Regions from separate parts of the Mus musculus genome. Here regions 1, 2, 3 and 5 are each linked to region 4. A link is a loop called in an ENCODE intact Hi-C map of the cell type or tissue named here. Cell type or tissue: heart. All regions are shown on one strand.

The links. A loop is a pair of places that touch in the nucleus more often than their neighbours do. Peaks named below come from ENCODE experiments on the same cell type or tissue, not always from the same donor. Only the 100,000 strongest peaks of a DNase experiment are listed, where the experiment ranks them.
Region 1: it touches region 4 in a loop (3-fold over the local background); 5 of 42 quality-filtered maps call a loop at or near these places.
Region 2: a loop joins it to region 4, with 8 times the contacts of the local background. A loop is called at or near these places in 16 of 42 quality-filtered maps.
Region 3: a loop joins it to region 4, with 2.3 times the contacts of the local background. A loop is called at or near these places in 2 of 42 quality-filtered maps.
Region 5: a loop joins it to region 4, with 5 times the contacts of the local background. A loop is called at or near these places in 20 of 42 quality-filtered maps.

Annotation. Positions count from the first base shown.
Region 1 is chr5:139,443,147-139,448,146 of GRCm38, forward strand. The region is part of intron 2 of 3110082I17Rik (RIKEN cDNA 3110082I17 gene); the gene reads right to left. Gm26285 (a small nuclear RNA gene) reads left to right here and starts at 453; the gene lies at 453-559. In heart, a CTCF peak has its summit at 2,314; no DNase peak of the experiment used is centred here; H3K27ac peaks cover 5 bases.
Region 2 is chr5:139,503,309-139,508,308 of GRCm38, forward strand. No RefSeq gene overlaps it. Among named protein-coding and RNA genes, the nearest start is that of 4930500L23Rik, 18 kb to the right of the region's middle. In heart, a CTCF peak has its summit at 1,976 (motif pointing left); a DNase peak (open chromatin) is centred at 1,963; H3K27me3 peaks cover 2,221 bases.
Region 3 is chr5:139,481,581-139,486,580 of GRCm38, forward strand. Zfand2a (zinc finger, AN1-type domain 2A) reads right to left here and starts at 2,911. Exons shown (of 7, transcript NM_001159908.1): 1 at 2,697-2,911; 2 at 1,122-1,217; 3 at 386-480. The coding sequence starts at 1,176. In heart, no CTCF peak of the experiment used is centred here; a DNase peak (open chromatin) is centred at 2,961; H3K4me3 peaks cover 1,825 bases; H3K27ac peaks cover 1,404 bases.
Region 4 is chr5:139,362,721-139,367,720 of GRCm38, forward strand. It overlaps 3110082I17Rik (RIKEN cDNA 3110082I17 gene), which reads right to left. Exons shown (of 5, transcript NM_028469.3): 3 at 1,253-1,443. Among named protein-coding and RNA genes, the nearest start is that of Mir339, 4.5 kb to the right of the region's middle. In heart, no CTCF peak of the experiment used is centred here; DNase peaks (open chromatin) are centred at 2,031, 3,301 and 3,993; H3K4me3 peaks cover 672 bases; H3K27ac peaks cover 2,006 bases.
Region 5 is chr5:139,465,107-139,470,106 of GRCm38, forward strand. No RefSeq gene overlaps it. Among named protein-coding and RNA genes, the nearest start is that of 3110082I17Rik, 7.1 kb to the left of the region's middle. In heart, a CTCF peak has its summit at 3,091; a DNase peak (open chromatin) is centred at 6.

The DNA of each region.
Region 1 (5,000 bases), 80 kb after region 4:
ACCCAGCAAGTGTCCAACAGACCTTTAAGACAGTAACTCCATGGCACACCCACCCAGAGCCAGAGGTACAGCAGGCCTCTGAAATACAGGCTGGATTGGAAACCTGGGCCAGGACGCCATCAAGCTGTGGATCAGATTGCACAAAAGCTGAAGCCACTGGCCCAGGCCACCCAGGCTGCCTCAAAACCGGGATGTGAAGCACCTGGGCTTCTGCAAACAAGACACTTCAGGATGGGCTGCTGGCCCAGGTGTCTAGATGTCACCTCAATCACCTGTTTTGGCAATTAATCTTGACTGTCAACCTAATGGTGTGCAGAACCATCTAGAAGCTGAGCCTCTGGCCACAACTTCAAGGAAAGCATCTAGAGAGGAGAACTTGAGAAAGGCAGACCTGAACATGGGCAGCACATCCCATGAGCTGGGATCCTGGACTGAATAAAAAGGAAAATTCTGTGCTTGCTTTGGCAGCACATATACAAAAATTGGAACGATACCGAGAAGATTAGCATGGCCCCTGCGCAAGGATGACACGCAAATTTGTGAAGCGTTCCATATTTTTAAGAACGAAGACCAAAGTGTGGACACTTCGCCCCTTCCTAGAATTGGGAACAAAGCACCCATGGAAGGAGTTACAGAGACAAAGTTTGGAGCTGAGACAAAAGGAAGGACCATCCAGAGACTGCCCCACCTGGGGGTCCATCCCACAATCAGCCACCAAATGCAGACACTATTGCATACGCCAGCAAGATTTTGCTGAAAGGATCCTGATATAGCTGTCTGTTGTGAGGCTTTGCCAGTGCCTGGCAAACACAAAAGTGGATGCTCAGTCATCTATTGGATGAAACACAGGGGCCCCAATAAAGGAGCTAGAGAAAGCACCCAAGGAGCTTAAGGGGTCTGCAACCCTATAGGTGGAACAACAATATGAACTAACCAGTACCCTGGAGCTCTTGTCTCTAACTGCATATGTAGCATAAGATGGCCACTCGGTCATCACTGGGAAGAGAGGCCCCTTGGTCTTGCAAACTTTATATGCCCCAGTACAGGGGAAACACCAGGGCCAAGAAGTGGGAGTGGGTGGGTAGGAGAGCGGTGGGGGGGAGGGTATAGGGGACTTTCGGCATAGCATTTGAAATGTAAATGAAGTAAATACCTAATAAAAGAATTGGGGGGGGGGGAATTTTAACTTGGCACCAGCACTAATCTCTGCTTGATGTGTAAATGTGACCAGCCATGGCACAGTCCCGCTGCTGTCTCCGGCACTGGAATGGACTGTCCCCTCAGATCAAACAAACCCTTAAGCCGCTCTTGTCAGGTATTCTGTGAACAATTTGAGAGAAGAATCTAATTCCCACACTCAGCCTAAAAAACAACAGAGTTCCAGGGTTGGAGAAAGATGGCTCTCTCCAGCCGAGAGGGCACAGGTTCAAGTACCAGCACCCACATGACAGCATACAGCTCTGCGCGTGTGTGTGTGTGTGTGTGTGTGTGTGTGTGTGTGTGTGTGCGTGCGTGCGTGTGTGTGTGTGTGTGTGTGTGTGTCCAAGTTCTAAACTTATAATCAGCTGTGCTCTAGCCACAGACAATGTCACTGAAAACCCTCAGTGTGAAGACCGAGGTCGGCCACGCCTAAGGAGAAAATGACAAAAATGATAAAACATACAAACATTTTTCTTGCCAAACTTTTCCATGTTTTTGGTATTTTTACAATGGGCTTGTTTTATTTTTAAAAGGGGTGGAAAGCTTTGTTTTGAAAAAAATTAAGAATGTTGTTGCACTGGCACTGGGGGCAGTTGGTAGAGTGTCTAAGCATCACCAGGCCCCAGGTCCCCTGCCTAGCACTGCAGAACCTGGACAGCCCACAGGACGGAGCTCCCTCGACCAACCCAACAAACACAGACATTCAGCAGGGGTTCTGGGAATTGATGGGAGAAGGGTTGGGAGTTCAAGGTCAGCCTTGACTACATGAGATTGTCACAAAAACAAGATGAAAAACTGGTTCAGCAGGTAAAGTACTTGCCGTGCAGGTAGAAGGACCTGAGTCTAGATCCCCAGAACCCACGTTGGGAATGCCAGCACACCTCCAGGGAGATGGGAAGCAGAGACAAGAGAACTGCCGAAGCTTGTAGACCAGACAGCTAGACAGGTAGACATGATAGCGAACACGAACGAACACACACACACACACACACACACACACACACACACAGAGTCATCTCTCCCTCAAATGCATAGATCTATTTCTTCCTCATCAGCTTTGGAGCAGGGAGAGACTGACTCCTCTCCAGAGCTAACTGCAGCAGGCCCCCTTGTGGACTCACCCAGGGCAGGACAGGCCTTTTCAACGCTTGCTCTCCGGCACTGCCCAGTGAAGGGGCAAGCTCCGATCTATGCCAAGGCAAGGCACCCGACATCATTCTCTTTCCACAGAATGATCTGTGGGATTCCAGAGGGGAAAAGGCACAAGGACTTTGTTTTTTATCTCTTTTTGTTTGGCTTCAGGACATGGGAAAAAACACTTCATTCATTAATCTGGTTCCTAGAGACCCAAAACTTCTAGGAACCATCCTCACCACCTGGTGGGTCCTCGGTCCCCACTGTGCAGGCTGCCTAATTAGAACCCTGACCTTCCCTGGAACACTCTGCCTCAGTTTGCTGAGTTCCCACAGAACAAGAGCTTCTACTCGCCTGCCCTGAGGCGGACGGAGTACAGCCTTCTCCCAACAGCACCTCCTTCAGTCAGAAGCTACACCCAACACACACACTTTTCTCCTGGGGGCAGGGGTCCAGTCCCAGACAGGACAGTGACTGGGCCCAGGGGCCACAGAACACCGTGGATGAGCCACAGGAAGCGAGTATGCCTCTCTCTCTCCTTCACATGCCTTGCTGGCCAAATTCCCCTGCCTGGAACTTCTAGGACAAACTTTCTTATTGTATTTAGTGGGGTGGGGGAGGGGTGCCGGCCATCTAGAGTGTACGATGGTCACAACGCAATTCTGCTGAACCAGTTTGGTCTAAGATCAAATTGGGTGGCCAGGCTGGCAGGACAAGGGGCCGCTACCTTCCGATCCCTCTCATCTCCCCCATGTGCCCAGCTGTGTACACGGGCCCTGGAGGTTGGGACTCAGTCCCTCATGGTTCATGCAGCGAACAATGCCCTGGCTAAGCCATCTCTCTAACCCAGTGTCATTCTTCTGACATTCTGCTAATCCATTCAGTGTGTGCAGGTGTGAGCTTACTCCATTCAGTCTGGATATTTGACAGTCTTTCACAAATTCCTCAGACCTCAGCATTGTTGCCTTGAAATCATTGTATCTCTTGGGCCCTGCCCTGCTGGAGAGGTCTCCCCCTTACTCCACCTTTCCTCTCTACCTGCTTGCCCACAGGTCAAGTCACTTCCGCCCATCTGCACTCCACATCCTCACGCTCTCTCCACCGAGCCTTGTCTTGGATCTCACTCTGCTTGTTTCTGATGCCATAATTGTACTTAACTCCCAGGATTTCTATCTGATTCTTCATCAGCCTTACCTCGTCTTCTCTCATCAGCTGGCTTACAAGACGGTTCCCTTCCTACCGTGGAATGTGTTTTTCTGCTGTGAGGGTCTGTGGATTCCCCTGGCCCACACAAAACTTCTCAATTGGCCCTTCCCACTTAGTAGAGATGGGACAAATCTGGGCCCTGTACCAAAACCTGCTACTAGCCCTGGGATCCCAATTCTACTTTAAGTCTTCTATATCTCTGGGGCAGAAAGAAGCTAGAGTTCTGTGATCCACATTTATCTTTTAAGTAATAGATTGTTGAATGCCCCCACAAGGAACAGTGGGCTGGGGTGTAGCCAGGGGACACCTGCATCCTGTAATGCACTCTCCAAAGACCAGACAGGCAGGGGAAACTTGCCGTCCCTTCACTCAGGAGACAGAGACAGGAGGGTCACTAATTCCAGGCCACCCTGGGCTAAAGAATAAAAACTTGTCTCAAAAATGGTGAGGAAGTGGTCCTGGGGAGATATCTTGGCCGGTAAAGCACCTGTGGTATAAGAACAGGCAGCTGAGTTTGGACCCCAAGCAATCAAGTAAAAAAACAAGTGTGTCTGTGCATGGGCCTACAGCCCCAGCACTGGAGAGGTGAAGAGGGAGCCTAGGACTTGCTGGCCAGCTAGCTTAGCCAGTCAGCAAGCCCTGGGTTCAATGAGAGATCCTGTCTCAAAAATAAGATGAAGTCAGCACTTGGGAGGCAGAGGCAGGCGACTTTCTGAGTTCGAGGACAGCCTGGTCTACAGAGTGAGTTCTAGGACAGCCAGGGCTACACAGAAACCCTGTCTCGAAAAACAAAAAACAAAAAACAAAAAAAAAAAAAAGATGAAGTATGATTGAGGAAGACACCCAGCATGAACCTCCATAACTCACACACTCATACACCTATGTACATACACATGAGCATGCACATACAGACAGCTAAAAGAGAAAATAAAGCTGGCTGTGGTCATGCACACGCCTCTCATCTCAGAGAGGCACAGCCAGGCTGGATCTCTCTGAGTTCAAGGCCAGCCTGATCTACGCACCAAGTTCTAACCCAGCCAGAGCTACACAGTAAGATCCTGTCTCAAAAACAAAAACAAAAATAAAAACAAACAAACAAACAAAACCTAAAATAATAATAATAATAAAATGAAATAGAGAGAAGAGTTGAGGGGAGGAGGGAAATGGAACTAGATTCCCCGGTAAATGGAAAGCAGGAATATAGATCTATGTAGGCATATAGTTCCCAGGCTGGTGTGTGGTTCACACTGTCCCACACGCACTATGGTGCACCTGAGGGAGATAGAAGTGCGCTCAATTACTCCTGAGCATTATCTCTGTACTTACTAATTTTTTTTTTTACATCAATCGTATGCAACTCAGGAAAAACAACCACCATTCTCCAATTACAGTGGCTGAGTTGTTCTCTATCAGGCATGAGGAAGCCCGGCACAGAAACATCCCCTAGATGAGCAAGACTC
Region 2 (5,000 bases), 140 kb after region 4:
ATGCCAATGAACACATATGCATGGGCCCCTCCCAACACACATCCTCACATACACAATCACACACACACACTCACATATATAACCACACACACATACACAATCACACACACACACACACACACACACACACATATACAACCACACACACATACACAATCACACACACACATATACAACCACACACACATACACAATCACACACACACACACACACACACACACACACACACACACACTTACCAGCAGAAGACCACACCTTGTTAGCAGCCTATATAAAGGGCATGGAAGAAGGATGCTTGCTCTCTTTGCCTGCTTGCTTTTACTCTTGCCAGAAAGTCTATTCCTCTACTGGCACTACAGCCTGCGTCTTCAGGATTGAACTGAAGACCAAGGGAGGCATCCAGCCCCGTGAATTGAACAACTACTGGATTCTTAGGCTTTTCATTGGTAGAAAGCCATTGTTGGACTAGCTGGACCACAGCCCGTTATATATTATATTATATGTTATATATTACACGAGTGTGTGTGTGTGTGTGTGTGTGTGTGTGTGTGTGTGTGTGTATTCATTCTATAAGTTTTGTTCTCCTAGAGCAGTGATTCTCAACCTTCCTAATGCTGCGACCCTTGAATACAGTTCCTCATGTTGTGGTGACTCCGGCCATACAATTATTTTCATGGCTGTTTCCTAACTATAATCTTGCTGGTGTTATGAATCCCAGTGTAAATATCTGTGTTTTCTAATGGTCTTTGGTGACCCCCGTGAAAGGATGGCTCAACCCTCCCACGGGGGTCAAGACCCACAGTTCTAGAGAACCCGCTCAGAAGATTCCTGTTTATGCAACCCATGTATCAGTAACTTATGTCCCACTGAGTAATATTCCCATTTAGTGATACCACATTTTACTCATTCATTTATCTCTCTCTGGGTAAATCTTTGGATCATTTCTACTTTTTGACTAATATGAAAATACTTTTATAAATCAATAAGCATTTCTTATGTAGGGGGAGTTCAAATTTTGAGACAGAGTCTCACCATGCAGTCCAGGCTAGCTTTGAACTCAGCATCTCCCGTGTCAGCATCCAGAGTGCTGGGAATTGCAGGGCTTTGGGCCACCACAACCACTCAGTAGATATATTCTGAGAGAAGGCATTGATCAGAAGCTCTGCTGAGCTGGATCTCTGTCTTCTAATGGAGAATTTGCTTAAGGCAGGAAATCAGCCGCTTTCTACTGGGCATAATCCATATTGCCGGGCCAGGTGCAGAGCAAGCCCGAGGCTTCTGCAGACCAAAAGTTGTCCCATTCAGTCAGCCCAGTGTCTCCTGAATGAGAGACCCTGGCGGCCAGGAGACCAGAGGTGACCACACCACTGATTCAGAGATAGCCCCTACCAGCGTGGGTAATAGCACTGGCCTGTCATCCAAGCATTAAGGAAGTTGAGGCAGAAGGATTGCATATTTGAAGCTAGCCCGGACTGTATTCCAAGACCCTGTCTTAATACAAAATATGGTTTGGAGACATGGTTCGGTGGTTAAGAGCACTGGTAGCTCTTCCAGAGGACCCAGATCTGATTCCCAGCACCCTCATGGTGGCGCATAACTGTGTGTAACTCCAAATTCCAGGTGATCTGATTCCCTCTTCTGACCTCCACAGGCATGTACGTGGTACCCATACATGTAAGCAAAATACACACGCGCATTAAATTATTTTTTACTTAAAAAGCAAAATAAAAATCCCGAAACAGCTAGTGGGCTGTTGAAGCTAACCTTTTTGAATAAATTCTGAGGTATAAACTACTCATTTCCGGGAATTCAGCCCTGATTGTCTTTTTCTGTGATTAGTTCTTTCTGCTTCTATTCCCCCCCCCCCCCCCCCCCCCCCCGCGCAAAACCTGCAGATAAACAAACAGCGCAGTTCGCACCACGGTGCATCCAACCCATCTCGCGCCTGCCACCTAGTGGCTAGAGACTGGCAGGACACGGGCTCAGATAGATAGCCAGGAGTCAAGGAGGCAGGGCTGCTAATCTTGGGCGCCCAAAGCAAGGACTCACCTTCCTCTGCAGCGGCGGCTAGTCACAGAGTTACCTTCCACCAGGCTAGTCCAGAGCCCAGAGGGGGCTTTGCAAGGGCATGGAGGGCTCCCAACCGCAGGACAGTTGGTCATCAAAATGACTGCTGAGCTATTGATGACCCCTTCCCACTCCTACCTACTTCCCTACATCTCCCTTCCCTTCAGTTCCCATCATTTGAACTCTGTGCTCCATGTGTGCTAACCCCTCCCCTTGGGCTCAGCGTGTGTAGCACTGGCTACAGGTAGTTGCTGGATGGCTGTCCTGATATTGGAAGCCAGCACCAACCACTTAACAGTGTCTCCTGAGAACACAGTGCATGGGAGGCTGGTTGTAGGCTATCAGAGATGACACCTGTCCTACTCTGGTGAACTTGCATTCTAGCTGTGGAGAAGCAGATGATGCTGTCATCCTAAGGAGCCTTAATTCTCAGTGAACCCTTGTCCGCCTCAGTTTCCCTGTCAGGAACCTGAAATAATAAAACCCCTCCACACGGTGTTGTTTCTGGGCATCCCCTTGCACCACCACCCCCGTATGTGTGTGCACATTCCTAGAACCTATCCAAGGGACTTTACTATATCCAGGTCGGGTGGACTTGACCCAATCTCTGACACCCCTAACCCTAGTCCAGCAAACCTGCAGAAGAGGATGCCTTGTCAGGAGCCTGTCTGCAAAATGGGTGGAAGGGGCGAATCCCATCAAATTGGTAGAGCCTCAGTTTCAGATGAGAATAATTTGAACTAAGGGCTCTGCCTGGCAACATAGGTTTTTACCTCCAGCTATTTGCCAAGCTGTGGCAGGACTGGGATACAAAGTGACTTCAATGCCAGTCTGGGCAACTTATGGAAACACTGTCTCAAAAAGTAAAACAGGACTGGGAATGTGACTCATGAATTGAAAGTGTGTGCAGAATCCCCCAGTGAAGGGCTGGGGTGTGGCTCAGTGGTAGAGCATCTGCCTAGAATCCCCCAATGAGGGGTTGGGGGCGTGGCTCAGTGGTAGAGGCCCTGCCTAGAATCCCCCAATGAGGGGCTGGGGGCGTGGCTCATTTGATGAGCACTTTAGTAAAGGGGAGGTTGGGGTGTGGCTCGGTGATACATTGTTCTTCTAGCGTGCTCCAGAACCTGCAAGTGCTTCAGCACCGTTCCTGTCACAGCTCCCTCAGGTCTCTGTCCCTTGTACTTAAAAGTGTCTAAGGAAAACAATTTCATCAGGTACTCTTTACAGTTAGAGAAAGGGTAAGACCCAGTGTCCTGGGCATCTGCTTTTGTCCCCCGGCAGAGTGTTTTTCTGACACTTCACTTTAGCGACTGAATTCTTAAGTGAGAATCAACCTCCCAAATTAAGTCTCTAATTCCCAAGCAAGCCAAGCAGCTATTTTTCTTGCAAATCTTGCATGAACATAATTTAATAGAAGATACAAACTAATAAAATCAGCCCATATATTAGATCCTCTGCACAGTAAAGAAAACAGACGATCTAAGAGACAAATGGGCAGTGTTTCAGCCCAGGGAGAAAGAAAATAAAATAGAAATAAGATGTAAGTTCCATCCTGTGTGTAAATAACTTTAAAGAGAAATAATAAAGATGGCGTCCACCGCTTTTAATGTATTGGGAGATTATTTAATTGCAGGGTAATAAGAGGTGGTACTGCTTCGTGCAGACTTTACACTGGAGACTAACTTTGTTATTATTGTTGTTGCTGCCGTGCTTGGTGGTTTTACCTTGAGATCGGGCTTCCCTACATTTCCTAGACTGACCTTAAACTTCTTAGACCTTAAACTTCTAATCCTCTGCCTTCAGCCAGACTGCTGAGGCTACAGCCTGTGCCACCGTGCCTGGCTTCTAAGTCACCCCTCCTTCCTTCCTCTTTTCTCTTTTTCTTTTAGTGGAGTTAGAAATGGAGCCCATGCTGGGCGTGGTGGCACACTCCTTTAATCCCAGCACTTGGGAGGCAGAGGCAGGCGGATTTCTGAGTTCTAGGCCAACCTGGTCTACAAAGTGAGTTCCAGAGTTCCAGGACAGCCAGAGTTATACAGAGAAACCCTGTCTCGAAAAACCAAAAAAAAAAAAAAAAAAAAAAACAACCAAAAAAACAAAAAGAAAGAAAGAAAGAAAGAAAGAAAGAAAGAAAGAAAGAAAGAAAGAAAGAAAAGAAAGAAAGAAATGGAGCCCACAGCAGCTTACTCTGACACACTCTAAAGCCCAGTTTAGCCTCTGAGTCATGATCCCCCTGCCTCAGCCTCCTGAATAACTGGGAGGACCATCCTGTGTCACCACCACTGGCTTAGTTTCTTCTTTCTTTCTTTCTTTCTTTCTTTCTTTCTTTCTTTCTTTCTCTCTCTCTCTCTCTCTCTCTCTCTCTCTCTCTCTCTCCTCCCTCCCTCCTTCCCTCCCTCCCTCTCTCCCTCCTTTCTTTCTTTTTTCTTTCTTTCTTTCTTTCTTTCTTTCTTTCTTTCTGATTTTGATTTTTATACTGCAATTATTTATTTATTTTATTTGGTTTTTTTGGGGGGGAGGGTGAGGGGTAGGATCTCTCTGTGTAGACCAAGATAGCTTTGAACTCACAGAGATCCACCTGCCTCTTCCTCCTAAGTGCTTCGATTAAATGCATGTGCCACCATATCTGGCTATTTTTATTTATGTATTATTGTGTCTGTACATGTGTGTATGGTGTGTGGAGGGGATAAGAGGTAGCCTGTTGTATGTCTGAAGGCCAGAAGACAACTTTATGTGGGTCCAGAGGTTTGAACTCAGGTTGTCACGCTTGCTCATTGCATTATCTTCTGAGTTAATTCTTTAACCCTTTGGTGTTTTTTTGAAGCAGGGTCTCTGTGGTGGTTTGAATAAGAATGGCCCCACTGAGCTGAGCACAGTAGTGGATGACTTAATCTGAGCATTTAAGAGGGAGAGGCAGGCAGATCTCTCAGCT
Region 3 (5,000 bases), 120 kb after region 4:
TAGAAGAAAAGCTACTTCCAACAGAGGGAACTATTGCTTATCCTGAGGTAGAAAGGTACCTGCCCTGGGGTCAGGAAGCCAGAAGACTTCAGCAGGGGATGCTCAGCCAGTGGGGAAGCTGAACTGGGAACTCCAGCTGAGTCTGCCAACCTCCCCAGTCTGTTTCTGCAGGATGTTCCGAGCGCCAATAATACCCACCTACCCATCCATCTAGCTCTCTACCTACTTTTCTGCTTGTTTTTACTTTGGCTTGCCATATGTACGTAACAAACCCACCCGTTCAAAACTCAAAGCGCGGCCATCACAGACCATGCTCTGGCCTGCACAGAACAGCTGGATGGAAGAGCTGTAGCCGCGCAGTCCAGACCCCAGCATGACATGTTACCTTCTTGAACGCAAAGGGACACTTATGACCCACGTAGGAAAAATGGTCTTTACAGAAATCTTGTTTACAGGCGTCGCATGTTATTGGCAGAAAATCTAAAAAACAAAAATCAGGATAAAACGGTAAGTCCTCTGAAGAACTGGAGTCTGAGAGACAGACACATCCCGGAGGTGGCACATGTGAGAGAAAACAACTTTGGGCCATAAAATTAAGAAACAAACAAACAAACAAACAAACACCACAAACAAACAAACAAACAACCCAGACAGGGTCCTATTTAGTGCAGGCTGTCCTGGAACTCATATGTAGCCTAGGAGGACCTTGAATCTCTGCTCCTCCTGCCTGCACCTCTCCAGAGCTTCAGACATGCTGGACACGTGCTGTACCACCTGAGCAACAACCCCAGTCCCAAAGGTAGAAATGCAGGAAGGTCAAGAGACAATGAAGGCCCCACAAATGTCTTCACGTCTTTTCAACACAGATATCATCTCTTGTGGCATCGCAACCATCCAAGCTGCCTTTGTTATCTGCAAAGCCCTGGTGGCTATTGCGTGGCCTTAAGGGGTCATTAACTTGCAATTCTGAGCAGACCCTGTGTTCCTGCACCAGAGTTTTCATGCTGAGAAGCTAAACCAGGACAGAGGCCAACTAGCGAGAGAGTGCACCAGCCAGGTGTCCTCCGCAGAGCAGCCAATGTAATGCTGTTTCCCTAGCAAGAGCCCCCAAAAGTTCTTACCTAGCTGTTTGCAAGTTGGTTCTGAACAGTGCTTCCCCAAGTCAGGAAACTCCATTATAAATGCTGTCCAAAAACACAGATGTATTTAAGTATCACCTGTGGGAATTAGAAGAGAATGAGGTTCTGAGTTGGACCCCAGGGCCTGTCACCTGCAGCCAAAGAGCACAGAGAAGCTATTTGTGAGAAGCACGGGAAACCCAAACCATCCTGGGGCCATGGGAAAGACTGCCATCTCATAAATTCTCAGCAAAGAGCAAAGTGGTCGTTTCATCATAAATACCAAGCCTTGGGTTAATAAGAGAATGCTCTGCGTAGCATGTGGGAGGGGGAAGTTCTAGGTTCAATCCCCAGCTCTGGCAAAAACAAAACAAATGTGGTGAGAGAAAGAAAGGCTTCCCGTATGGAGTCCATAGCTGCCACTGAAAATTATGGTCTCCTTGGAACTCAAGCTGCAGTCTCAACTCCTCAATACACTTGTTGACATCAACAAGATTCGGTGCCAGGTGCTAAGTGGCATCAGTTGACTATGCTCCCCAGAGTAGGCTGTCCCTTGCCTCTCCCTCCCTCATGCCTTCAGTTTTACTTTGTGCACACGCCATAATGACATCAGGCCAGGGCCGATCAAGGCAAGCGGCACTTTAATTAACCACAAGAAACAGACAAGCAGAGAGGCTGGCATCCCGGAGACCAGGCTTGAAGCAAAGTCTCCTCCAAGTCCTGTCACCTATCAAATGACTCGAAACTCTTGCACTTTCCACAGGTCAAGTCCCCAAAGAGCTTTTCACATCTTTCTATTACTTTCTCTGCTGGGAACTTCTTATCTACTCCTTGTTGAGAACTCTCAGGCTTCAGAAGACATCTATTTGACTTGTCAAGGACCAGTCTACAGTGTCACTTCCTCAAACGTCACCTCTAACACCTCTAAGCCAATTCACTTCCCACCCTTCCCCCTTCCTTTCCTACTGCATTTAGTGGTTAGGGTGGATCTCATTCCTGTCGGGGAGGAAACCTTTTAAGTCGTGCACAACAGAATCCGCATTATGAAATGTTTTTGTTCAAAGCAAGCAGCACGTGACGTATTACCAAATGACCACCGACTGTTTCTTTTCTCCCCCCCCCCTTTTTTAAACAGGGGGCCGGGGGCCTAGGACAGACGCTATTTTGTAGTGCTGGCTGTCCCTTAACCCGTTTTGTAGATCACTTTGGCTATCAACTCGGAGATCCGCCTGTCTCTGCCTCTGGAGTGCAGGGATTAAAGGCACGAGCCACCATGCCCTGCTAGTAGACTGTTTCATGAAAGTGTGTCTCACTACTTAGCTCAGGTTAGCCTGGAGCTTGTGATCTAATAACTCAACTCCCCAGCGCTGAGACTACAGGCCTGCAACAACCACTATGCCTGGCTGCCGCGACAATGGCTCAGGGCAGTTGACCTGGGGATGTGAGATGTCACTGTGCTGAGACAGTAACTCCTTGATGGCCAGGCCACGAGAAATCACAGCGCGGAGACGCCAGCCCCTAGTTCACCAGCTCCCCGGGCCCCAGCGGCCCGCAACCACACCGGTACCTGGCACTCACGGGTAGTCAGAGGCGGAGACAGACAAGCGGTGCCCTTTGTGGTTATCCCGGTGACACCGCAGTAGAAACTGCAGCTCCAATCGCCGCGAAGCGCCCGACTTCTCTCAAGGCCGGAAAGCGTAGCATTGCCCCTGCAGCAGCCTGGGCCATTTATCCCCAGCCGACAGATCCAGAGTCATACATCCTGGGCGTTCCCGGCGCGCTCTGATGACGCCACACCAACACCAACCAATCCCCTAACATCTAGAGTCGGCCCGCCAGCGCGCCCAAAATGTCATCGAAGGCCAGCCAATTCCTTCGTGTTATGACCCCCAGAGGGCTGGGCGCCGTGATGACGTCACTTACATGTCACCAATCCAGCAGTTCTACGGCCTTTTCGTCCCTCCCTATCCCCCCGCCTATTTTCTAGAACAGTCAGGCAACATCTCTAGCTTAGGCTGAGTCGTGGTGAGGCAGCTCTGGGTGAGGTGACAGGCTTGCCTGTACCTGAGAGCCTGAGACAGGACCCGGCCGGACGTGAGAATCCTGTGTCTCAGTAGGAGTTCCCTGAGGGCTGGGATCGCGGTATGCACAGATTGATGGCCCATTTGTGAAGCTGTAAGGATCCCAGGACTCGGGGAGGCAGAACGCCAGGGACAGGTCATCTGAACAAACATGCCTTGGAAAAGTGAGGTCCAGTCTACAGAAGAATTACAAGATGATACCCAAAATGCCTGTATCTCTGTTACCAGAGTTGCTGGAGCACGGACTATGCATGTGATTTAAGAAAGATGTTCAGGGCTGGTGAGATGGCTCGGTGGGTAAGAGCACCCGACTGCTCTTCCGAAGGTCAGGAGTTCAAATCCCAGCAACCACATGGTGGCTCACAACCATCCGTAATGAGATCTGACTCCGTCTTCTGGAGTGTCTGAGGACAGCTACAGTGTACTTTAAATAAATAAATAAATAAATAAATCTTAAAAAAAAAAAAAGAAAAAAAAGAAGAAGAAGAAAGAAAGAAAGAAAGATGTTCAAGCCGGGCGGTGGTGGCGCATGCCTTTAATCCCAGCACTCGGGAGGCAGAGGCAGGCGGATTTCTGAGTTTGAGGCCAGCCTGGTCTACAAAGTGAGTTCCAGGACAGCCAGGGCTACACAGAGAAACCCTGTCTCGAAAAAAACCAAAAAAAAAAAAAAAAAAGAAAGAAAGATGTTCAAGTGTTGCTGACCCAAGCTCGAGAATACCAAAGATCTGTGGGCTAGGCTAATAGACCCAGAATACTACTGCTCTGTCCTGATTATTTATGTTTTTAATTAATTATTTATTTATTTCTCAATCTGACATAAACTGAGAAGAGGAGACCACAGTTCAGGAAATAACCTCTATAAGATTGGCCTAGGAAGTACTTTTAAGTTAGTCATTAATATGGAAGGGCTGAGCTCCTTGCGAGTAGTACCACCCCTAGGCTGATTATCCTAGGTGCTATAAGAAAGTAAAAATCAGGCCAGTTGGATGTGTACACCTATAATCGCAGCATGTGGGAAGCAGAGGCAGGTGGCTCTCCTAGTTCTTGTCCAGCTTGGCCAACATTACTTTTTGCTTTGTTTTTTAAAAAAGATTTATTTACATGAGTACACTGTAGTTGTCTTCAGATACATATCAGAGGAGTGCATCGGATCCCACTACAGATGGCTGTGAGCCACCATGCAGTTGCTGGGAATTGAACTCAGGACCTCTGGAAGAATAGTCAGTGCCGGCCGGGCGTGGTAGCGCACGCCTTTAATACCAGCACTCGGGAGGCAGAGGCAGGCGGATTACTGAGTTCGAGGCTAGCCTGGTCTACAAAGTGAGCTCCAGGACAGCCAGGGCTATACAGAGACCCTGTCTCAAAAGAACCAAAAGAAAAAATAATAATAATAGTCAGTGCTCTTAACCCCTGAGCCATCTCTCCAGCCCCCTAGCCAACATTACATAGCAAGTTCCAGGACATCCAGGGCTACGTAGAAAGACCATCTCAAAAAAAAAAAGGAGGAGGAGGAGGAGCAAGCTAGTATGTAGTGGTCCTCCACAGCTTCTGCTTCAGTTACTGCCTCCAGATTCTTTCCCTGTTTGAGTTCCTTCTGTGACTGCCTCAATGATAGACTGTTCCCTGAAGTGTAAGAGTTGCTTTTGGTCATGGTTGGCCAAAGACAGCCCCCCACCCCCAGAACCATTTGACAAAACCAGAGTTGGAATTTGAGAGTCTTTATTAAGCTGGCCAGTGACTGCCTGAAGAGAAAGAGTTCTTACAGAGCAGCCCCAGTTGCTCTCTTCAGGAAGCTTAAAGG
Region 4 (5,000 bases):
TCAACTGCCACCTGGGCCCGGGCTACAGTCCTGACAGAGACATTACCCAGCCTACAATGAAGGAGTTGCCGCACCGTACTTGATCTGATTCCCAGAAGGTACTGTGCTAAGGCCCACTGGCCTCTGTGGTCTTCCAGAGCACTCTGGGACTGAGGCTTGTTTTGGCTTATGAGCCTGTGGGTGGGAATCTCCACGCCCCTTCCTGAACCTTTACCTGCTTTAAGTGATCCTCATGTGCCACGGGCACCGGACAGCAGGGCCGGGAGGAACACTGGTTCTAACAGAAGGCCACTCTCTAGCTCATCCAGTGGCAAGGAATTCTGCTACGGCCCCAGCTTTGGGGTGAAGGACAGCCCTCTGCCTCTACAGCTCCTGCCAAAGCACCTTTCCACAAGGTTGCATCTGGGTCCCCTTGATCTGCCTAAAAGCTGATCTAACTGGGAGACAGGCTGCTCTCTCCACTGTGGCCTCTGCCTCCTGCATGGAGGGTGCTGAGCCTGAGCACTCTCTAGAGATATGCGTGTTCATATGTACATGCACACAGAATTAAAAATAAGGTTGCCTGCTATGATTGATGGCACACATCTTTAATCCCAGCACTCGGGAGGCAGAGGCAGGCGGATCTCTGAGTTCGAGGCCAGCCTGGTCTACAAAGTGAGTTCCAGGACAGCCAGGGCTACACAGAGAAACCCTGCCTAAAAACATTTTTGTATTCTTCTTCTTCTTCTTCTTTTTTTTTTTTTTTTTTTGCTTTAAATATTTTTAGTTATTCTTAACTGTGCCTGCTGAGGCCAGAAGAGGGCATCAAATTGTGAGCTGCCATGTGGATGCTGGGAATTGAACCCAGATCCTCTGGGAGAACAACCAGTGTTCTTAACCATTGAGCCATCTCTCCAGCTCCAAAAGAAATCTTAAAAACAAAACACCTAGGAAGAGCCCTAGTTGAAGGTTTGTCACAGTCTGCAGTCTCCTGTGGTTTAGGGCTGGGTCATCATGCCACCTAGAATGCCTGTCTTCAGTGCTCAGTCATGAGTGGGGTGCGTCTGGACACACAGTAGCCACAGGACACCTCCACAGGGTAAAGAGAAGAGGGGATGTGCTTGCAGGCAGTTCTGTGGATACAGAGCTGGGCAGGCAGGGGCCTCCCCAGTACCTGGGCTGGACCACTCTTACCCCTGCTACAATGGACCAGCTTCTACCCAGTGCCATGGGCAGTGGCAGGATGTACTGGATTCAGCACAATAGTGCTTACCCTTGGAGGTACTCCAGAGCCAGGGTGGCAGCCGAGGGCTTGGCTGGCAGCGTCTGAACCTTGGCAGTCTGTGTAGCAGCGATGCCCGCCTCCCTCAGCCGTTTCTTCTCTTCCTTCTTCCGTTCCTTCTTCAGTTTCCTTTCCAAGACTCTCCTCTCCTCTGGGGACAACTCAGGGCTGGCCTCCTGCACCTGAAAGACAAGGACAGGCTGTCAAGCTGGGCGTGGGTATGGCTCTAAGACAAAACACTGCTCACCCACTCTTCTATTCACAGCTCAGAGGCTGATCTACCTGACAGGTTTCAAGTGGACGGACCACAGTCCCATTCCTTCATGGTTTCCTGAGCCTTGTGCAGTACCCACAGCAGCCATTAGAGGGCAGCAGCCCCATGGACATCTTGTCTGTTCTTTTCTGGAACAGTTCTTGGCTGTTGGCTCCAGCCAGTCCTGAAGACCCAGGTGGGGGCTGACATGGTCTCCATTGCTAGGGACACCTCTCAGTGAAGACCCTGTAGAGTGGGACCTCGGCTATGGTGGGGCTCTGGCCTTGTGAAGCAGCACTTCTGGAGGCATCTTGCCCAGGAAGCCCACAACCTGCCCTCTCCCTCCCTCTCAGAGGAGCAAAGTGGTGGACAGCACCACGGAGGGAGGCGTTCAGCAGGGCCCAGCACGGTCAGCCCACTTTGTCTTTCCTGGAAAAAGCAGAACCAGTGTTGATTCCGATGTAGCTGGAAACCCGGAAAGGGTGTGGGGACATGGTGAGGAACCCAAGCACGCCACCCGAGCCTTTCCAGGAAGGGCGAGCTCCCCCTGATTCCAGGTTCCTGTTAGTTCCAGCCCCAGGGCAGAGTAACAAGACACAGCAAACAGAAGCGCTCCCTCCTCCCAGGGAAGCCTTACCCACAATTCGGTCACCTGACACCCATGTCTGCTCAGAAAAGAGCAGTTCCTCCCCAGTCCACAGAGGAGCTGGCCAGCGGGGGTTCTAGAGGCTACATTAGGACACCCTTCTCCTCCGCAAGGTAGCCTCCTCCTGAGGCCCAAGGCAAACGCTTGCTTCCCTCCCTCACAGTCACCCTGTATTTCCTCAGCTGGAGAGGTCCCAATTTGAGGAGGCATCCTGGGCAGGGTGCCTGAGGGCCCTCTGGGGACAAGGAAAGGAGTTTGGGGGGTTAACTTAGGCCCAGGGATAGAAGGGGAGTCTGGTTGCCCTGGCTACCAGCTCCGACTAGCTCTGGCCAAGTCCCAGAGGCTGTGTGGCTGAGTGTTTGTATAAACTGCAGCAATGGGAAAAAAAAGCAGACAGCCACCCTACACCACCCCACCCCCACCCCCGGGGCTGGCAGGCCTGCCTCTGACCCCACAACCACATGGGGTGGGGATGCACAGAGCCACCAGGGCCAAGGTCCATCAAAGGAGAAGACAGGCAGTGGAGTAGTGAGATGATGATCTGGGGAGGGGGGTATTAGCCTCCCACTGTCTATAAGACATGACCTCAGCAACCCCAGGCCAGGATCCTGGTCTTAGGGTCTAAAGATGCTGTCTGCAGACACCTGCTGAGAGGCCTATCACACACACTACAAGCTCTGAGGACTGGCTGAAGTCTCCGGGGGCTCTGCAGCCTGTGTGTCCTCCAGGAAGGAGAGCCATGGTTCCTGGATCGAGTTGGTACAAGAGAGACAAGGTGCCACCAAGATCATAATCGTGGAATTCAGTCTCTGTTGAGGCTAGCACAGATACTGCAGGAACCCAACTCTGGGGGGGGGGGGGAGGGAGAGAAGGAGGGAGGGAGGGAGGGAGGGGGGAGAGGGAGGGGGAGGGGGAGGGGGAGGGAAAAAGGGAGGGAGAAAGGGAGGGAGGGGGAGGGAGGGAGAGGGGGGGAGGGAGGGGGAGAGGGAGAGAGAGAGAGAGGGAGGCAGGCTGACTGAGTGCATGAGGCCCTGGTCAGGTCAGTATGCAATCCCAGGTGCTGGGATCTCTCACATGGGGAACTGAGTCCCTGCCCCTGCCCCTGCTGGGAATGAGCCACATGGCAGACTCTGTTATGCAACTTCCCCCATCTTCAGAAACTACAAGAATAGATCCCCACTTCTGCTAAATGGGCTCTGACTTCTCTCTTCAGAGACCCCACCATGCTGTCTCTGGCACTGGGTTTGAACTCTTGGAGGATCCACCAAGCCTTTGCCTGCTTGCTCATGTCAGCAACTCTTTTAATCCAGCAGCGGTTCTCAACCTGTGGGTCACAAACCCCCAACCAATGGGACCGCCCCGCCACCCCCCGCCCGCTAGTCACATTACAGTTCTTGATAGTAGCAAAACTACAGTGAGGAAGTATTAATCAAATTAATTTTCTGGAGGTGGGGTCACCACAACATGTATCAAAGCACTGCAGCATCAGGAAGGCAGGCTGAAAACCACTGCTCTACAGTGACCGATCACAGTGTTCCCCCGAAATGCCTCCCGCCCCAAAACCTAACACTGCCTTTCCACTGGATCTCTGAGGGGGATCATGCTGGCCCTTGTGGAGACTGTAGAGGGAGGTCTCTATCTGTAGCCACTGAAGAAACCACATCCCAGTGCCATCACTCTGTCGTTTGGGATTTGACAGAGAGAGAAAGGACACATCAAAGTTAGGCAATGGGAGCTGGGGCTGGGGCTCAGTTGGTACAGTGTTTGCCTAGCATGCAGACACTGGCTTCTAGCCCCAGCATTGCATAACCCAGGCAACGTGGAACACTTGCCCATCCTAGTACCGCGTATTGGCGGTGGGATTCCAAACACACACCGCCACAGTCAGCTTTCAGGGGGCTCTCATGGGATCTGACCCCGGTCCTCCTGCTTGTCGGGCAAGCGCTGGACTGACAGCCGTCTCTCCACCTCCTGTTTCTTTTTTGTCGTTGTTGTTGTTACTTTTTAAAATATTTACTTATGTGCATAGATGTTCTGCCCACATATATGTACACGCATGTGTGTGCCTGGTACCCTCTGATGTCAGAAGTGGGTGTCAGGTCCCCTGAAACTGGAGTTATTGGAGAACGGGATGGTTTGGTCACATGGGTACTGGTGTTGAGACTGGATCCTCTGGAAGAGGGACAAGTGCTCTAAACTGAGACCCCCATCTTTCCAGCCCCCTGGTTTTCAAAGAGGAACTTGGTACGTGGCCCAGGCTGGCACTTCTCCTGTCTCTGTAGCCTCTGGAGTCCCGGGATTAGAGCTGCCCTCTTTTCCAGCTCTTTTTTAAAAGAGAGGTAGGGTGTGGCACACACATGCTGGGTGGAGATGGCTCGGTGGGTTAGAGCACTTGTTGCTCTTACAGAGGACCTGGGTTTGGTTCTCAGCACCCACATGGTAGCTCTCAATCATTTGTAATTGTAGCTCCAGAGGGCCCAAAGTCCTCTTCTGAACTCTGGGTACATATGTAATGCTCATTCAGGCATGCATATAAAACATGCACACTGGCCTGAGCGAATGCTGCACCCACGGAGGGTCCTTGTATGGATGGTGGGCTCAGCTCTTTGCTGTCCCTACCAAAGCCAAGGAAGGCTGACACTTTGGGGCCAGTGCAGCATCAGCAGTCTCCCAAATGGCACACCCTGAGGGTTCCTCCACCCACATCTCCATCACCACTCATGGTTTGCACTGATCCAGGGCTGGCGGAGCAGGCAGCCTCTGTCCCATGCTAACAGGCAAGGCTTGCTGGGTGACTCTGGAGATTGAGAAGAAAACTGGACCATCTCCCAACAGCCTTG
Region 5 (5,000 bases), 100 kb after region 4:
CAGCACTGCTGACTCAGACAGACTGCATCCTCCTAGCCACGTGCTAAGACTCTCTGGCCCAAACTCAAATGGAATAAAACTGGCTTTTCTTTCCTTTCCTTGTTCCCTTAATTATTTATTTGTTTGTTTGTTGTTGTTGTTGTTGAGGTCCCAGAATCACCTCACAAAATCCATGAACACCGATCTCAGTTTGCCAGGGAGAGTTTACTGAGCACACACCCCAGGACTGGTCATCCAGGGCCATGGTCCAGATTCGGGAACTGAACCGTGACCCCAACTTAAGATCCTACAGGGTTCTTAAGCCCAACATCCAGAAACATCTGTGCCAAGTTATTCCACCAATCAGAACTTAGGGATAGGGGATTTCATTAGCAACGTGTCTTTGTTGTACACTTATCTATCCTGCTCCCAGTGGTTGGGGTATTCAACTATGACAGGGGACTTGCCTTGTCTAATATTTATGTCCTAACTTGCCAGCCAGGATGTCAGTTACTCACACACATGTCTCTTTCTGCCAAGTAGGATGTCAGTTCCCAAGGAAGTCTTGGAAACTTAAACGTTACTGGACCACTACTCAAAATGGAAGTTTTATTCCAAGTAGTTTCTTACATTGGTGCAGGTGTCTCTCTTATATTGGGGTCCATCCCAGGGGCAGTTTATAAAAGCAACTACCATAAAAGCTCAAATATGGGTGCAGGAAGTGCTGTAGGGTGGTTGGTTCCAGTCCAAGCTTATTGTGGGTAACAATACAAAACAGTTCTACTGACTTCTATCATGACTGGTTTCCAAGGGCACAGAACATAACAGCATATCTAATCAATCTTGGCATTATAAAGTTTCCTAGTAACAGCAGAAACATATGAGAACACTTCCTTATAGTGGCAGACTAGCCAGGTAACAGTTACCTAGGCCTCCACAGTTGTCTGTATGCATGCATGCAATATGTGTGTGTGTAGATGCCAGAAGACAGTGAACAGCTTCTTCAGAGAAGAACTAACAGCCACGCACTCCAGTCCCTTAGTGATATGATTACAAATTATTTTTTAATTATTTATTTAGTATGTGTGCACATGTACACATGCCTACCAAGATGCCTGTGTGGAGGTCAGAGGACAACTTGAAGGGATTGTGTGATGGCTATACTTGGTTATCAACTTGACTACATCTGAAATTAACTTAAAAACCCCCAAAACAGTCCAGCAGTGGTAGCACTTGAGAGGAACAGGTAGGTAGATCTCTGTGAGTTCCAGGACAGCCAGGGGTACACAGATAAGTTCTTTCTCAAAAAACCAAACCAACCAAACCAAACCAAAGCAAAAACATAAATGGGGCACATCTGTGAGGGATTTTAAACTGTGTATAAATGTGGTGGCCTATGGGAAGTGGCACTATTAGGAGGTGTGGTCTTGCTATAATAGGTGTGGCCTTGTTGAAGGAAGTGTGTCACTGTGTAGGCAGGCTCTGAGGTCTCCTAGTGCTCAGCCTCCACCCAGTGAGGATGATAGTCTCTTTCTGGCTGCCTTTGGATCAAGACGTAGAACTCTCAGCTCCTCCTCCAGCACGTCTGCCTACACAATGCAATACTTTCTACCATGATGATAACAAATTAAACCTCTGAGCCTGTAAGCCAGCCCCAATTAAATGCTTGCTTTTGTAAGAGTTGCCTTGGTCATGGTGTCTCTTCATAGCAGTAAAACAGTAACTAAGACAGTGGGTGTCTGTGTGTGGTGATGTGCACTAGTGTAGGTGCCCACAGAGGCCAGAGGGGTCAGATTCCCTGAAGCTCAGTTAACTTCCTGATGTGGGTACTGGGAGTCAAACTTGGGTCCCTTGGAAGAGCAGTTGTGGTGAGTTGATGTGGTTGTGCTCTCAACCCCCGAGCCAGGGAAATAAAACAAGCCACTCCTTATCTCAGACAAGAAGCCAGGCCAGCTTCCCCTCTCACACTCCTCTCAAGACCTTGGGCATGTGGGCCAGGGAGTGGCTCAGGGCATAAAGTGTTTGCTGCACAAGTGTGGGAACACGAGTTCAGATCCCCAGGATCCAAGTGAACAAGTTGGCGGGCAAGGCGGCTGCCTGTAATCCCAGTGCTCAGAAGGCAGAGACAGAGTTCAGGACAACCTGGCTAGCCAGACTAGTTGAATCAGTGAACTCTGGGTTCAACTGAGAGAGCCTGACTCAGTGAATAAAGTAGAAAGTGATCAAGGGAAGATGCCTTATATCAACTTCTAACCTATATGCACTCACACACACATACATACCGCACACACACATATATGTACACATATACACATATACACACCACACATGCATACAAACACATACATACACACATGTGTACATACATACACATATGTACACCATACACACAGACTCTCAAACATACATATATGCATATACATATACTTACATACACACACATGCATACCATATACACACACACACGAAAAAAGAGGGCTTGCGAGATGGCTCAGCAGGTAAGAGCACTGACTGCTCTTCCAAAGGTCCTGAGTTCAAATCCCAGCAACTACATGGTGGCTCACAACCACCCGTAATGAGATCTGACACCCTCTTCTGGTGTGTCTGAAGTCAGCTACAGTGTACTTATGTATAATAATAAATAAATCTGTGGGCTGGAGCAAGCAGGAACTGAGCAAGCGAAGTTAACCAGAGTGAGCGGAGTTGAGGAGAGCCAATGGGACCGACAGGAGTGAGCAGAGGTCCTAAAAATTCAATTCCCAACAACCATACGAAGGCTCACAACCATCTGTTCAGCTACAGTGTACCATATACATAAAATAAATAAATAAATAAATCTTTAAAAAAAGATAGTAGTAAGCCAGAGAGGACATCAAAATCCCCCCCTTTCAAGCTTGTATTGGGAAAGGAAGTCTAGTTCACCCACAGAGCCACTTCCCAACCTGATTTTGGAGCTGAGGAACAGAAGAGATGCTTGTTAGTCTGTAGCTATGGAAGTGAGGTGAGGGATGGCTGCTCAGACCCAGTCTTCAGGACACTACCCAGCTTCAGTGCCTCCCAGGGCCTGTGGCTCTGTCAACCTCCGTTCCAATGAAGGCTTTTTGGTGACATCTTGTGAAAAGGACGGAAACTGCACCTCATGCTCCAATGGCAAGCTGCTGTTCCTAGTTTCTCTCTGAAAGAGAGCCAGGCTGTGAGCCTCACCCAAGGACGCACTAGCTGTGACAGTGAAAGTCAGTTCAGAAGAGAGACGGCAGCCAAGACATGGAGGACACCCCTTCCCAAAGCCACGTCTCTGAGTTTAAGGTGCCAAAGCAATTGCCGACATATCTGTCCCACTAGAGACAGAACGACACCTTTAGTTAATGCGACAGCCTATGTCAAGCATAGATCCCAAGCTTCTCCACAAAAGTGAGGTGACTCTTGCCTGGAATCCCAGAACTCCAGCACTCGAGAGGTTGAGGTGGAGGTGGCATGTGCCTTTAATCCATCCTAGCACTCAGCAGACAGATCTCTGTGATTCAAGGTCAGCCTGGTCTACAGAGTGAGCTCTAGGACAGCCAGGGCTACACAGAGAAACCCTGTCTTGGGAAAACAAACAACAAACCAAACCAAAAACGAATAACAACTAAAAACCAAACCAAACCAACCCCCCCCCCCATAAAGCTGCTTCCAGGGCTGTAGAGAGCTCCAAGGTTAAGAGCACTTGCTGCTCTTCCAGGGACCTGGGTTCAGTTCTGAGCACCTACATGGTGGCTCGTGTGCACTGTCATTTCTAGGAGATATGACACCCTCTTCTGACCTTCAAAGACAGCAGGTACATACAGGTGAACAGACATATATACTGGTGAAACATGCAGATACACACACACACACAAATACAGGTTGAATTTACACTCTGGGGGTGCAGGGCTATAATTGACTGGCAGGTGGACAGTGACACATTTGAACAGTCTGGTGAACTACTGGGCTGTGCCCACTGATACAGTGTCTGGGCAGTCCTGTCAGCAGCAACAGGGATAGGGTTCCATTCTGTTAATTTGTAGCAGCCCAAGGAATTTCTTTAAATCTTTTTTATTTCCATTTTTAAAAAAAATTGTGTGCTTTTTCTCTTTTTTTAAGATTTATTATTATATGTAAGTACACGATAGCTGTACGTATACACTATACGCACCAGAAGAGGGCACCAGATCTCATTATGGGTGGTTGTGAGCCACCATGTGGTTGCTGGGATTTGAACTCAGGATCTTGGGAAGAGCAGTCAGTGCTCTTACCCACTGAGCCATCTCACCAGCGCCCCCCCCTTAAGATTTATTGTTTATATATGTAAGTACACTGTAGCTGTCTTCAAACATATCAGGAGAGGGTGCCAGATCCCATTACAGATGGTTGTGAGCCATCATATGGTTTCTGGGTTTGAACTCAGGACCTCCAGAAGAGCAGTCGGTGCTCTTAACCGCTGAGTCAACTCTCGCCCCAGCCCTGCTCACTCAGGCCCAAGTGCGTGCCTTTTCAGAACAGGGCTTCTCCTGACCTGAAACTTGATTTATAGATCAGGCTGGCCTTGAACTCACAAAGATCCGCTTGCCTCCGCTTCCCAAACGCTGAGATTAAAGGCATGCACCACCATTTATATATAATTTTAGGTATATGAGTGTTTTCTGCATGCTGTGTACCTTGGCATGCAGTGCTTGCAGAGACCAGAGGAGGGCATCAATTTCTCCAGAACTGGAATCTCAGATGGTTGCTAGCCATCATGTGGGTGCTGGGATTCGAACCTCTAGAAGAGCAGCCAGTGCTCAGAGCCATCTTTCCAGCCCCAAATTTCTTTAAATCTTTTAGGGACCTTGATTCAGGTAAAACCAGATCTTAGGCTTCAATGCAGAAAAGTATCTCAGGACAAGCCGATGAGAAGCAGAGTTTATCAAAAGTAGAAAGTGGGCTGGAGGCTGAAGCTGCTCACTTGCCCAGCCTGGGTGAAACCATGGGTTCCATCACCAGCACTTCTTAGTGGTAGAAGG